Linked DNA regions of Homo sapiens: region 1 is linked to region 2. The links are chromatin loops, found by intact Hi-C in ENCODE. Cell type or tissue: IMR-90. All regions are shown on one strand.

The links. Hi-C counts contacts between places; a loop is a spot of excess contacts. Peaks named below come from ENCODE experiments on the same cell type or tissue, not always from the same donor. Only the 100,000 strongest peaks of a DNase experiment are listed, where the experiment ranks them.
Region 1: it touches region 2 in a loop (4-fold over the local background); 17 of 110 quality-filtered maps call a loop at or near these places.

Annotation. Positions count from the first base shown.
Region 1 is chr4:121,663,713-121,671,712 of GRCh38, forward strand. ANXA5 (annexin A5) reads right to left here. Exons shown (of 13, transcript NM_001154.4): 10 at 7,835-7,930; 11 at 6,242-6,300; 12 at 5,890-6,012; 13 at 4,234-4,815. The coding sequence ends at 4,756. Among named protein-coding and RNA genes, the nearest start is that of ANXA5, 29 kb to the right of the region's middle. In IMR-90, no CTCF peak of the experiment used is centred here; DNase peaks (open chromatin) are centred at 4,839 and 5,649; H3K27ac peaks cover 992 bases.
Region 2 is chr4:121,724,032-121,732,031 of GRCh38, forward strand. No RefSeq gene overlaps it. Among named protein-coding and RNA genes, the nearest start is that of ANXA5, 31 kb to the left of the region's middle. RefSeq lists a silencer at 2,855-3,034. In IMR-90, a CTCF peak has its summit at 2,832 (motif pointing left); DNase peaks (open chromatin) are centred at 2,820, 4,290 and 4,980; H3K27ac peaks cover 2,044 bases.

The DNA of each region.
Region 1 (8,000 bases), 60 kb before region 2:
AAATTGAATTGATTCCACAGTTCTACAGGCTGTACATGAAGCATGGCTGGGAGGCCTCAGGAAACTTACAATCATGGCAGAAGGCAAAGGAGAAGCAAGTACATCTTACCATGGTGGAGCAGGAGGAAGAGAGAGTGACGGGAGAGGTGCTACACACTTGCAAACAACCAGATCTTGTGAGAACTCTATTATGAGACAACACTAGGGGATGATACTAAACCATTAGAAACCACCCCAGTGATCCAGTTACTTCACACCACTCAGCACTCAGAATCATAATTCAACATGAGATTTGGGTGGGAACACAAAGCCAAACCATATCAATGGCATCTAAAATGGTGAATCTTTTCCAGAATGTTTTCTATTTACTTTGCCCAGATCCATCAAAAGAATCACTATCTATGGCAGCTATGCCCTTATAAAGTACATTTTTTAATAAGACTTAAAGGTTGAAATTACTCCTTGATCTATGGAGTGCAGAATATATGTTGTGTTAGCAGGCATGAAAACAACATTCAGCTCCTCCTAAATCTCCATCAGAGCTCTTAAGTGATGAGGTGTATTGTCAATGTACAGTAATATTTTGAAAAGGATTTTTTTTCTGAGCAGGTCTCAAAAGTGGGCTTAAAATAACAGCAAACCATGCTATAAACAGATGTGCTATCATCCATTGTTGTACCATTTATAGAATGCAGGCAGAGTAGATTTAGCATGATTTTTAAGGGCCCTAGGATCCAGGGAATGGTAAATGAGCACTGGCTTCAGCTTAACATCACCAGCTGCATTGGCCCCTAAAGAGTCAGCCTGTTCTTTGAAGCTTTAGCCAGGCATTGATGTATCCTCTCTAGCTATAAATTGCATCTTCTAATAGAAGGCTGTTTGTTTACACTAAAAATCTGTGGTTTAGTGTAGCCTCCTTTATCAATTATCTTAGCTAGGTCATCTGGAGAACTAGCTGCAACTTCTGCATCAGCACTTGCTGTTTCAATTTGCACTTTTCTATTACAGAGACGGCTTCTTTCCTTAAGCCGCATGAACCAAAACTGCTCACTTACTTTTCTTCTGCAGCTTCCTCACCTCTCAGCCTTCATGGAATTGAAAATTAGGATCTTGCTCTGGATTGGGCTTTGACTTAAGGGAATGTTGTGGCTGGTTTGATCTTCTAACCAGACTACTCAAACTTTCTCTATATCAGCAATACGGCTATTTCACTGTCTTAATCATTCATGTGTTCAATGGAGTAGCACTTTTAATTTTCTTCAAGAAAGAAAATTAAAATTTACATTTATTCTCAATTTGGCTGTTTGGCACCAGTAGCCTAGCTTTCAGCCTGCCTTGGCTTTTGACCTGCCTTACTCACTAAGCTGAATCACTTTGAACTTTTCATTTAAAATAAGAGATGTGTGAGTCTCTTCCTTTCATTTGAACACTCAGAGGCCATTGCAGGGTTATTAATTGGCCTAATTTCAATATTGTTTTGTCTCAGGGAATAGAAAGGATCAGAGAGAGAGAGAGAAAGAGAGAGAGAGATGAGGGAACAGCCAGTCGGTGGAGCAGTCAGAACTCACATATTTATCAATTAAGCCCACTGTCTTAAATGGGCATGGTTCATAGCACCTTAATTATGACAGTAACATTGAAGATCACTGATCACAGATCACCATAAGATACATAATAATGAAAACTTAAAATATTGCAAGGATTACCAAAATGTGACAAACAGATAAAGAGTGAGCACATGCTATTGGAAAAATGGTGCTGATACACTGACTCAATGCAGGGTTGCCACAAACTTATGATTTGTTTAAAAAAATTTTTTTTTAATTGTTTGCAAAGTACAATAAAACAAGGTGTGTCAGCATGTACAAAGGAGATTAGATCTTTGTTGTATGAACTGTAAATGTTTTCCCGTTTGTCATTTAAATTGTCTTGGTGGTGATTTTCCCTCCCTCCCTCCCTCCCTCCCGTCTTCCCTTCCTCCCTTCCTCCCTCCCTTCCTTCCTTTCCTCCCTCCCTCCCGTCTTCCCTTCCTCCCTTCCTCCCTCCCTCCCTTCCTTCCTTCCTTTCCTCCTTCCCTCCTTCAGGCTCTCTGCAGCCTTGTGCTCCTGTGCTCAAACAATTCTCTCACCTCAGTCTCCCAAATAGCTGAGACCAGAGACGTGTGCCACCACATCCAGCTAATTTTTTGTTTGGTTTTTTAAAAAATAAAAATGGGGTTTTGCCATGTTGTCCATGCTGGTCTCAAACTCCTGTGCTCAAGCAATCCACCCACCTTGGCCTCCCAAAGTGCTGGAATTACAGGCATGAGCCACTGTGCCTGGCCTGCCTTCCATGTAGTTTTTGATTTTTAGGAAATCAAAAATAATCATCTTTTCTCCTATGGCTTCTGGATTTTGGGTGATAGAAAGGCCTCACACTTCAAGATCATTATGGCAGACATGGAACTGCACCACTTAGATCCCCTTTCAAGAAAATACTCAGTTCCAAGCTGTGAAAATGTGGGTTGCTGACAGCCTTCCAACTCTTAATCTCCTTCAGGTTTTGCCTCAGCTTTCCAGCCAAGCCAAGCTCTTCTCCAGAAGACACTTAGCCAATAATTGAGTAAGGAAGGTGGTGGCACAGGGCCCAGGCACTTCTGTCTCACAAAGGGCTCTTTGCAGGAACTCTTTGCCTCAGAGTTCCACATGATACTGGCAAAGATTTGGTCAGGTCTGCAGTGCAATCTGATGACACCCCTTGCCCAATCCTGCCTTCTACCTGTTCCATTCAATAAACCTGTTGCATCCCTAACTCCATCTCAGCATCTGCTTCCCAGAGAATCTAGAAGGTGCAGGTATGATGAAATCCCTCCATGCTTCTTTCTCATATGTTTATGATTTTATTTTTAAGTTTAAATGTTTCATTTTGAGAGTTACCTGATACATGAGGTATAGAAAAAGCCTTATATTTTCCTAGATGGCTCCCCAACTGTCTTCACACCATTTGTTAGAAAAAAATGCTATCTTTACCCAGCAAATTAAGACCTACCTTTAACATATACTAAATTTCCAAATGATTTGTTTCCATATCTGAACTTGCTGTTTTGTCTGTCTATTCATGCCACAGTATTATACTGTTTCAGCTATTCAGGATATGTAGTCTAATCTGTGTAAAGAATAGAAGAATAGTGCTCCCTCACTACTCTCAAGTTTTACTAACAATCCTTCCTTTTTTGCATGATGTTTACAATCAGCTTATCTAGTTCCACAAAAATTTGTCTCCCAATAAACTCACAGAGAGCTGGGAAGAAGGTCACTAAGTAAATAAATATAGCAAATGTTTTTTGTGGATTTTTATTTTTTTAATTCTTTTATTAATAAATTTTCAGATCCAGACCTACAGAAAATATAGCAAATGTTAAAGCTCACAGGTGGATTTCTCTTAAAGTGTTACTAATAAATAATCCAGGGCTTATATTTAAAGCCAGTGGCCTATTTTCAATAACAGAACAGAGCTCTTTGAAACATATCATCTTCTATGTGAAAAGTATAACCAACTGATTCTCAACTTGCCTCTGCATTAAAATTGCCTATGAGGCCTCTCAAAAAAACAAAAATCCAATATCATGTGTACACATACAGTTTTTAAGATTCCCCTGGTTATTCTGATGAGCATCAACGGTGGTGAAAAGAATATTATCACTATTTTAAAGTTTTCAAAGGAAGATTAGTTCATTTTATTTAAAAAAGCTTATTAATGGCAATTACTTGGCTTTAAAAAAAAAAATGCAACCAGAAGGGCATAAGTACAAAAAGAAAAATGACACCAACTGAAATGGCAGTTTGAAAACAGAAAACTGAAAGGCAAATATTAGAAGAGATCGATAAACTGCTTCTTTCTAGAAAAAATTATTGTCTTTTTTATTTATCTCAAAGAAAGTGACAGACAGTAAATGGGAGGCAAGTTCACAATAGGAAAGAGGAAAGAGAAAGGTAGTACTCTGAATTTTTGCATTAAGTTTTATAATTAGCTTTTCTACTAAGCAAGTAGCACCACAAGCATTGCTTTAATAGATGCCTAAATAAACATGGTGCAAATAAACCAGAGACCCCTTCGATCTTTCCTATATTTAGGAAAAATCATGTACTATGAAGGAAATTCAGTCTATGGTTTGCATTTCTTACTGCCCAAAAGACCAACTGTAAATTCAGTTCTCAACTAACACCACTGTCAATTATTAGCTTAAAAAGAGAGAACATTGTTAAATAAATTTAATAATAAATCTAAACACACATGTACACATAATTCAGGGGGACAGAAATGTTTATTTTTCATTAATCTTTTGAATACAATCATCATAATTTTACAGGTTTAGTTTAGTTGCGAACTTCACTAATAACATTTCCAAGAGTTCACAATTTCAAGGCTAAGCTTCTGATTAAAGTATCATGGTTACAAATGTAATATAAATGGAGTTTTTAAAAAAGGCTAAAAGCACTCTAGCCTCTTAAAAAATATATATAAATGGAAAATGGCCAGGCATTAAACTTAGTAACATTAAGTACACTTTAGTACTACAGCAGTCAAAGAGATCTCCACTAGAGATCAGAAAGAAGCACCACTATTTTCTTCTATGACGTGTATGTGTTGGTCATGAGCATGCTAGTATGAATAAGGCAATGTGTTAAGCACTGGCATACAAATGCAGCTAAAGGTGCTGAAGGAAGGCAGTGGGGTGGTGCAGGCACACAGCAGGGAGCTCTTCCCCGTGACACGTTAGTCATCTTCTCCACAGAGCAGCAGAAGAGCTTTCTTATAGTCCCCAGATGTATCTCCCTGAAACCAAATGTATTCCATTAACCTCCATGACTCACAGAAGCCATAGAAAATTTTAAAACTAAATAACTGGCAACAAATTTTATTCATAAGACTCTTCTCCCAAGTGGGTAATCTCTGTGACTTTCACATCAGGAATGTTATGCAGGGAGTTTCCTACCAATGTAACCTCAGACACTCAGTATTCCCTCTGGTAACACAAAGAATCAGGCAACTTTAACAACTATAGTCAAATCAAGCCTTCTAGACAGAATAGTTTCTATCACTTGGTATATATCAGCTAACACGGGCAGTGCTGGGGCTGCAGGGCTGTCATGGCTCTCCCTCCGAGACAGAAGGGCAGAACATGCTTTGCATCTGCTTGTCTCACATGCAGACATGCATGATAAATTAATGTTTCAAGCTAAAAGTGCATGGGTAAACTCTCTAGTGTCCTTTGGGCCAGCCAAACCACAAACATGCTAAACTAAAAGCTTCTGCTCAATTGAAATCTTGCTTTGCACATGGTCCACATTAACCTTTACTGGAAAAAAAAAAAAAAAGTCAAAAGACTTTAAGCTAAATGTAATTATAGGCCACAGAGCACCTTGTTTTAAAAAGAACAAAAATGATACTAATACCTAGGGGCTCTTTACTCCCAATATGACCTGGTTGGCTCTTTCCTGAATTAGAAACCAGCATCAGAGATAAGGTGATAACAGACGATAAAGAAAGGAAAAGCTGATATGAAATAAAAGAAGGACTAATAAAGACAGCTGGAATTGATAAAAGACAGAAAGAACACATTATTATCATAGGCAAGGGGTTTGGTTTGTTGAGTCATCTGTTACCACTACTAAATAATGCTTCTGAGTTCACCAAGAGCCTCAGCCACATCAATACCCATGCTTTCACTTGGGAGCCATCATCTCTACTTCAGGAAACATTATGCTAAGCTTTTTAACTCATTGCTCTAATCGTGTCACTAAAATTTTAAACTTAACACAAGAATCAGGTTCTCTTATCCTTGTCTTTCATGCAACATACCAGTCTGCTTTGGATTCCCAAACGTAATTTAAAGAAAGGTTCTACTACCTTAATCATGGAATAAAGAGAGGTGGCAAAATTCTTCCTAAACTCCTTCCTGATGTTAAACAGATCAATCTCACTCCTGGAAACCATGACTCTGATGAGGGTATGATCATCTGTCCCAGCTCCCTTTAAAAAAAAAAAAAAAGAGAGAAGCAAAATGCTTAAAAACTTCAAACATAGGATCAAATGCTCCCGGGTGCGGGTGAATCAATAAGGTATAACAATTTAGTAGAACTGGGTTGAATGTTATAAGGGAAAAATTCCCAAGGTCTATCATCTAAAACATAAACAAAAGTGAAGAATAATAATTAGAAAGAGAAATGTATTAGATAGAAGGTTCATGGTCTCCACTTACCTTCATAGCATAATAGAGGGTCTCTGCAAGGTAGGCAGGTATACTTCGAATAGATTTCACTAAGAAAATAAACAATACAATGGTCAAATGCTATTTTGATATGTAAAGGATTAAGTAATTAAAAATCAAGTGCTGCTTCCTGCTTATAGCTCTACTTCTATAAAAACACAAAAGTACCAGAGGCTAAAGAGCTGTAAGCTAATCTGATTTCCTCACTCACCAAGTATTTTCTTAGACACTGGCTTAGGTTTTCCTTGGAGTTCTGAGGTCTGCATAGAAAGGCATGGAGAATAAGGGCACAGGTTTTTCTATGCGCCTTGGTTCTGTGAAGACTTTTTGGATACTGCAGTTTGGGCAGCCTGGATTGTTATCATAATACCACAACATTCTTCATCACCAATAAATTACACAAATCCCTTGGAAGTTTTCATTCCAAGACATTAAAGCAAATAATACAAGATTACTACCTAATTTTTTTAAACTCTTGGGTGATCTTCCTATACTCTCTACATATTCTTTAATATCAATGATTCACACAGAGCAGCATGAGATTTATCCATTTCAGTACAAAAACAGATAAATCAATATCAGAAAGGATCTCTTCTCTGAACATGTACATGTTGAATGTAGGTTGGGGCTGCTCAGACCTCAGTCTGCTTAGCTTCAGAAAATCTATCATGAAAATTCCTTAATATACAAAAATAATCCTTGCATGTGGAGATTTCTTAATTCTCCCTTTTCTAAGTCTTAAGAAAAACAGCCACCAGTAACTGAAAATGTCTTAATTTGTATGCGTATTCTAATTATGAAGGACCTGTCTAAAAGTTTTCTGGTAAAAGTACATTAACTGTGTACTCAAGTGAAAGGCTACTTTTAGAGTTGGTTCATGCAGATCTTTAGCTTAGTCTCCTGAAGACAGAGAGCACAAAAGTGTGAGCTCAAGGCCAAATACTTGGAACAAACAGCAGACAGAGGCTCACTGCAGACCCATATGAACAAAAGGACCACAGGAGACTCACAAACTAGATTCTCCCTAGCTTTGGAGTACATAATACTGCAATCAACTGCACAGATTCAGTTCTCCAATTTTTCCAGATTATTCTGAATATTTAATTAAAATAAAACTAAATTATTTAATTTGAAAACAACCATCATCACATCTTCTATTACATCAAAGATATTCTTCTTTTCTAAACCAGATGACAATTTCTTAGTCTGCCTCAAAGCTGAGAGAACAGTATTCAAAAAAATTCTAAAATTCCACAGGTATCAGAAATAATGTTTACAAGCCTCTGAGATAATGTCCACGACATTTCAGGTTTATCAATAAATAATATTTTTAATGCAGCTTCAAAATGATTTTTAAACAATTATCTTAGTATTTCCATAGGATTTAGATGAACTAACCAGACAATCCTGTATTTCCAACATCAAAATAAATTTCTGAATTGGAAATTTGGGAGTTTGCTTCCCCTAAATATCATATCAAGCTCTTCCTTCACACCTAGGTGGTTATTTTCAGATGCAGCCTCAATTGAATAAAATGCTTTAGCTCTTACCACCAAAAATATCAATACATTGTAAATCACCTACCAACAGCAAGGAGTAGTTGCTCTAAATTGCCAGAAGTCTCGCGGTCAATGGTTTCCTCAATTTGAAATCCTGATATAGTCATGTACTTGTCAAACACTAGAAAAAATAAAAATGATTCCCTAATCATGTAGGGATCACTCTTTCCAGAAAGATGGTATTTACTTTG
Region 2 (8,000 bases):
CCCTGTCTCTACTGAAAATACAAAAAAATTAGCCAGGTGTAGTGGCAGACACCTGTAATCCCAGCTACTGTGGAGGCTGAGGCAGGAGAATCGCTTGAACCCGGGAGGTAGAGGTTGCAGTGAGCTGAGATTGTGCCACTGCACTCCAGTCTGGGTGACAGAGTGAGACTCCATCTCAAAAAACAAAAACAAACAAACAAACGGAAACAACAACAAAAAAAACCCCAACAAACCACCGTCTTAATAATAAGAAACAGACACACTTAGAAGCCTCCCTGGTTTGGAGATTATCTTACTCTATAAAATTAAATTATATACAGTGTGTTGAAATAGACAAAAGGCCCTAGCAGGCTGGAGCCTTTATTGAATTGTTCGTTTCTGCTAGGTTACACCTGAACTTACCGCCTATTGAAATTCTCTCCGGGAATGTGACCTGGTACATATTCTGCTACATGTGGTGTTTAGAAACTTGCATTCTGGTCCTAATTGACCCACCAACAAATATCAACAAATATGTAACAATGAGTCTCCACTTTTTTTGTGAACAAATATGGAATTGGATTGAGCTGACTTCTAAGGCTTCTTCCTGTTTTGTGATTGCAGACATGAGGGTAACATTACCACCAGCTGATATAATATGAATTTGTTTTTCAGATTAGCTGGTCTCACCTGGCACAAAGTAGAGTCCTGAGGTGAGAGGGTGTAGGATGGGTAGGAAGAGAAGGGCTGAAGTTTAATCAAGGAAAGAGAAGTCTTAGAAGAGGCCTGACTCCAAGTATTTGGAGGATGGTCATATGGGAAGAGTTAACAGACATGTTCTGGGACATTCCAGAGAACAAGCTTAGGGCCAACCCATAGGTAGGAATGACCCACATATGAACCAGCATAACTCATCTTTCAGGGACAGGGACATAACTCAGTCAAAGACACCCTACAGGAGAGTGGTTCACTGGATTGTGGTGACTTTTCATAGCAGGGGAAGCAGACTCCCACTCACCTGTTTTTTCTGTTTTTAAAATGCGTAAGTTCTTCCTTCTTTCATCTCTTTCCTTCAGCTCTTCCCTTCTTCCAGTAACCCCCATTCACTCCGAGTTTCTGATACCCAGCCCTGCAGGTGTTTTTAGTACAAATATTTTGTCTCTCAGGTGTTTGGGGCAGAGGAAAAAAGATAAGAAGCACTAATCTAGTTCACTTAAAAGCCCTGTGCAATGCTAAGAGTGACTACAACAGAAAGCGTCAGCTCTGTGTAACCCCATCCTTCACAGTCCTCATGTCCCCTGACAGCCTCTCTCTTTGCGGTCTCATCTTCATATCCCTGTGTAATATCTCCTTTCAGAGCACAAGCTATGGAGCTGGGTGTGGTGGATCATGCCTGTAATCCCAGCTACTCAGGAAGCTTATGCAGGAGGATTGCTTGGGCCCAGGAGTTTGAGGTGGGTCTGGGCAACATAGCAAGACCACATCTCAAAAACAACAACAACAGCAACAGCAAAAACCAACAAAACATTGCTTCATAACAAAGGTAGTTTCACCAGGCTTGGAATAAGCCCTTCTTGGTTTCTGGGACAACTCTTTTAAATGCTTAAGACTCTTCCTACACATTTTAACCCAGGTACATAGGAGATCTATGTAAGAAGTCTCCCTTAAATCTACAACATTTTTCGGTGGGGGAAGGCATGCTTTGCCACAGTGCAATATTGGAATCTAGAGGAGCTCATTTCTTCCTTCAGTGGGAAAGCCACAGGCACTAAGCAGATACACCAATGTTCCATCCCTTAAGTGATGTCTTCGTTGAAACCCACAATGCATTACTGACAGACATTCCTGGAACAATGGCTTTTTCTCTGAGACCATAGTTCTCTTCCAGATCATCAGAGGAAATGAAAAGAGCATAGACACATGCCTGGTGAGCAGGCTGCCTGAGAAGCCCTGCCATTTCCCATTTTTCCTAATAACTCAGAAAATAAGCAGTCAGCCAGGCCCGGTGGCTCACACCTGTAATCCTAGCACTTTTGGAAGCCGAGGCGGGAGGATCACTTGAAGTCCAGAGTTTGTGACCAGCCTGGCCAACATGGTGAAACCCCTTCTCTACTAAAAATACAGAAAAATTAGCTGAGCATAGTGGTGGCACCTATAATCCCAGCTACTCTGGAGGCTGAGGCAGGAGAATCGCTTGAACCCAGGAGGGAGAGGTTGCAATGAGCCGAGATCACGCCACTGCACTCCAGCCTGGGCAACAGAATGAGACTCCATCTCATAAAAAAAAAAAAAAAAAAAAAAAGCAGTCAACATAGAAAGTGGCTTCAAGAAGGAAGGACATATCTAAAACTTTTTTTTTCTTACTTCCCCCTGCTCAGAACAAACTTTGAGATCACCATCTCGCAATCTAACACTGACGAAAACACAGTCTTGTAGAACGTGAACGTCAAAACCACAGCACTTTTTTGTTTTTATAGGACAAGTTGAGTATCTGTTTCGTAGTTTATCAGTTTTATTGATCATGAGAACACATATAGCAACTGCCTGGCTTCTAAGTCACATAGTATTTTATTATCTTTCTTTTCTCAGACAAAGAAGATAACTCAAGTAGTAAAATATTGGGCTGAATGACTACCTAAATGATCTCTAAGTAGGTTTCACACTAGACTGATCAGCAGTTACCTGCATCTGACCAGCCACAGCAGCTGCTGGGTACTCATTTCTGTAGCAGGGCCATTTACCTGTTCACTGTTTAGTTCATTCAAGGGGCCCCTTTATCTGTCAGGAGGAAATTAGCCATAGAATCAAGTCCTGCCACATTAGTGCTTCCACTGTACCTAATACTGACCTCTGCTGTTGTTTTAACCACATTACATGGAAGCCATTTATTTACCTATCTGTCTTGACTACTAAGTTGTGAACTCTCTGAGAATTGAAAGTGTGTCTTATTCATCCACTCGGTTTCAATGATTGGTATAAATAACTGCTCAATATGCATTTACTGGATGAATGAACAAACCAACACGCAGCCATCAGACAGTGAGGCCTAGTGGTTAAGAAGATGTGCTCTGGTGGCAAACATCTGTTTTAAAATCCTGGTTCCCCAGTTTCCAACTGTGTGAGTGACACTGAACAATTTCTTAATCCATTTGCACCTCAGCCTGTTAAGGGGGGTTAATATTAGAACTTTTTTCACAGTACTGTTGAGTTAGTATATACGAAGCATGTAGAAAAATGCAAGCACACTAATGTTTAGTATATGTTCACTGTGGTTGCTATTGTTATGAATATGATCATTATTACTAGGCAAAAATAATACCCCTATTAAGAACACTAGAAGAATTTAATACGTGAGTTCACGGCTCTTTGCACCAGAGCCTCTGATAGTGAAAAGGCAAGCCAGATACTACCACACAGTGGAGAAAGATGTTTAAAATGTGCTTTGTCCTGGCTATGTAGTGGCTTATGCCCGTAATCCTAACACTTTGGGAGGCTGAGGCAGGCGGATCACTTGAGGCCGGGCATTCAAGACCAGCCTGGCCAACATGGCGAAACCCCATCTCTACTAAAAATACAAAAAGGTAGCCGGGTGTGGTCGTGGGCGCTTGTAATCCCAGCTACTCTGGAGGCTGAACCACAAGAATCACTTGAACCAACTGAGATCGCACCACTGCACTCCAGCATGGGCGACAAAGTGAGACTCTGTCTCAAAAAGACAAACAAACAAACGAAAGTGCTTTGTCCTCCATGAATAAAATTCAGCTAATACTGGGCAAGTATTCACTATGGGCCCCACGTCTGTTAGATCTTTTATTCATATGACCTTATTTCCGTTTCAAAGCAAGTATGGGAGAAAGAACTTTTGTTATTTTTCCCTTTTTGAGTTTTACTCTGCTGCCCAGGCTAGAGTACAATGGTGCGATCTTGGCTCACTGAAGCCTCTACCCACCGGGTACAAGTGATTCTCCTGCTTCAGCCTCCTGAGTAGCTGGAACTACAAGTGTGGGAATGTCCCAGCTAATTTTTGTATTTTTAGTAGAGAAGGGGTTTCGCCATGTTGGCCAGGCTGGTCTTGAACTCCTGACCTCAGATGATTCAACTGCCTCTGCCTCCCAAAGTGCTGAGATTACAGGCATGAGCCACCGCGCCTGACCATTTTTCTCATTTTTTAAAAGATGAGGAAAATGAGGCTCAGAAATGTTAAACAATTTCCTGAACATGATACACAGGTAGGTGAATCATCTGGCCCCAGAGCCCATCATCTTTCTGTTCCAAGTTGCCTCCAATGCAACAAACAGAGAGCAGAAGCATCACGGGAATGTTGTTAAATGTTCCCTGTGGCATTGCCCAATGAATGAGGATGAAGCCAGGCGTCCTCAGCCTTTGGTCCCAAGTACAGTAATCCCCAAAGAATGCTGGTTCTGAGGTCTCCCTCCAGCCCTGAATAAAGTCCCCTGGATGCATTTCTGGGAATTGAAGGATATAATTTCTTTAAAAAATATTTTAAGGCAAGTAGTTATTAAATATTATAGTCATAATTAAATAATTCATAATACCTCAAATTTCCCCTCGGGAGACCTCTGTCAAAACCATGCTATGCCCAGCTACAAAATTCTAATGATAAATTTCATATATTCTAACCCAGCTCATTTCCCAAAGAGGCACTAATATCTCTGGGGGGTTTTAAATCATGGCACTGCTGTCAAGTTGTAAGTATTATCATCTTCATTTTGTGGGTGAGGAAACTGAATTTTTAAGGATTTAAAAGACTTGGCTAAGGTCATACAGCTAATGAGGAGCAGAGAAGGGTTGGAATCCAGATTTTCAGCTTCTACACTGCCACTCTGGCAGTCAAACCCTGAGCCATTTACTGTGGAAAAGCTTTGTGACAAGCACTGCACTAAGGGCCAGAAATGGAAAAGTGAGTAAGACATAGTTCCCAATCTTGTGGGGAGATACACTCATAACTAACACAATAAAATGTAAACATGGTGATAGACCATATCTATAAAATGCCACTGGGGCACATGAAATTCTTTAAAAAGCATGTAACAATTGAACTGGGTGTTGGAGAGTGAGTAAGAGTTTGCCCAGGAGGGGAAGTGCAGTCTAAGCAGAAGGCGATTCTTGTGCATGGAGTATGCAGGAAACATGCGGGAGTGGCCCCTTGATTCTTGCTGCATTTTGAAAGGCGAGACCTTTTAAATAGTCTGATTTATGATACAACAGTAATAAACCAGACAAGAGTACCTTTTTTTTTTTTTAAACTTTGAGTTCCAGGATACATGTACAGAACGTACAGGTTTGTTACATAGGTATACATGTGCTGTGGTGGTTACTTGTACCTATCAACTCATCATCTAGGTTTTAAGTCACACATGCATTAGGCATTTGCCCTAATGCTCTCCCTCCCCTTGGCCCCCACTCCCTGACAGGCCCTGGCATGGGTTGTTCCTCTCCCTATGTCCATGTATTCTCTTTTTTTTTTTTTTTTTTTTTTGAGACAGAGTCTCGCTCTGTCGCCCAGGCTGGAGTGCAGTGGTGCGATCTCGGCTCACTGCAAGCTCCACCTCCCGGATTCACACCATTCTCCTGCTTCAGCCTCCCGAGTAGCTGGAACTACAGGTGCCCACCACCACACCCGGCTAATTTTTTGCATTTTTTTTTTTTTTTATTTTTAGTAGAGACAGGGTTTCGCTCTGTTAGCCAGGATGGTCTCGATCTGACCTTGTGATCTGCCCGACTTGGCCTCCCAAAGTGCTGAGATTACAGGTGTGAGCCACCACGCCCAACCTGTGTCCATGTATTCTCATTGTTCAGCTCCCACTTACCAGTGAGAACATGCAGTGTTTGGTTTTCAGTTCCTGTGTTAGTTTGCTGAGGATGATGGCTTCCAGCTCCATCCATGTTCCTGCAAAGGACATGATCTCATTCCTTTTTAATGGCTGCATAGTATTCCATGGTGCATATGTGCCACATTTTCATTATCCAGTCTATCATTGATGGGCATTTGGGTTGGTTCCATGTCTTTGCTATTGTAAATAGTGCTGCAATAAACATACATGTGCATGTATCTTTATAGTAGAATGATTTATATTCCTTTGGGTATATACCGAGTAATGGGATTGCTGAGTCAAATGGTATTTCTGGTTCTAGATCCTTGAGGAATCACCACACTGTCTTCCACAATGGTTGAACTAATTTACATTCCCACCAACAGTGTAAAAATGTTCCTATTTCTCCACAGCCTCACCAGCATCTATTGTTTCTTGACTTTTTAATAATCCCCATTTTGACTGGCATGAGATGGTATCTTAGTGTGGTTTTGATTTGCATTTCTCTAATTATCAGTAATGTAGACCTTTTTTTCATATGTTTGTTGGCCGCATAAATGTCTTCTTTTGAGAAGTGTCTGTTCATATACTTTGCCCACTTTTTGATGGGTTTGTTTGTTTTTTTCTTGTGAATTTGTTTAAGTTCCTTGCAGATTCTGGATATTAGACCTTTGTCAGACAGGTAGATTGCAAAAATTTTCTCCCATTCTGTAGGTTGCCTGTTCACTCTGATAATGGTTTCTTTTGCAGTGCAGAAGCTCTTTAGTTTAATTATACCCCATTTGTCAATTTTAGCTTTTGTTGCAATTGCTTTTGGTGTTTTTGTCATGAAGTTGTTGCCCATGCCTATGTCCTGAATGATATTGCCTAGGTTTTCTTCTAGGGTTTTTATCGTTTTGGGTTTTACACATAAATCTTTAATTCATCTTGAGTTAATTTTTTTATAAGGTGTAAGGAAGGGGTCCAGTTCCAGTTTTCTGCATATGGCTAGCCAGTTTTCTCAGAACCATTTATTAGATAGGGAATCCTTTCCCCATTCCTTGTTTTTGTCAGGTTTGTTGAAGATCAGATGGTTGTAGATGTGTGGTGTTATTTCTGAGGTCTCTGTTCTGTTCCATTGGTCTATATGGCAAGAGGACCCTTTAAACTTTATAAGTTTACATATACAATGTGTGTGTATGTCAACATACATTTGCATGAAGTGTGTAGGAAACATGGGGGGAGTGGCCCCTTTATTCTTGTTATATGTGGATATATGTATACCCACAGTATATATCTGTATATATTAGTATATACACAGTATATATATATGAATATATGTATATATACACACGTAGTATATATATGGCATTTCATTGAGATGTCTTAAGACTGACAAATTTTAGGACTATTATCTTGGCTTTTCTCTTTAATCTATCTCAGTGTTTCTTGATTAGGGCCAATTTTTAAATGTCTCTGAACATTTTTGGTTGTCACAACTGGGGACGGGATGGGGAAAGGTGTTACCGGCATCCTACAATGCACAGGACAGCTCCGGCAAGAAAAAAATTATCCAGTCCAAATAGTCAATTATGCTGAGGCTGAGAAACCCTGCTTATCTGCTTAGGAAGCCAGGCTCCTCCATCAAACTATCACCAAAGCCCAGAGAAAGGGTGCCGGAACCAAACCAAAGGCACAGGCATTTCAATTTCAGAGGAATTAGCACTGAGGCTGACGACCTTGTTCTTGCTTCACAACCTGACAGAAGCCTGCTCTGTGTTATCTAGGTAAAGAGACACCACAGAGATTACATAAAAAGCAGGCGGCTCAGGGGCCTAAGAACGGATGGTATCCATTAAAAATCAATTCACTAATAGTTTACCTAATAAACAGAACCACCAGGCTAAGTTTTAAAGGCCCTTCCTGCTTCTGCAGAGTGAAACAAGGGCAAACAGTTAATATATTTTTCTGTGTGCTTCTGTCTTTATTCTGTTTACTTAATAGCAATAACAACAACCATTGCCATTGCTGAGCACTCACTAGATATCAAGCACCATGCTAACTGCTTTCCGTGAATTATATCATGGAACCTTCCCCATTATGATATTATTTCCAGGGCGTATATTTTCCCCTGCTGGAGACTCATCCTTATTATGAGAGAAAACACTGAAGCGGTTCCACAAAAGAAGCAGTTACACCACTTACGAA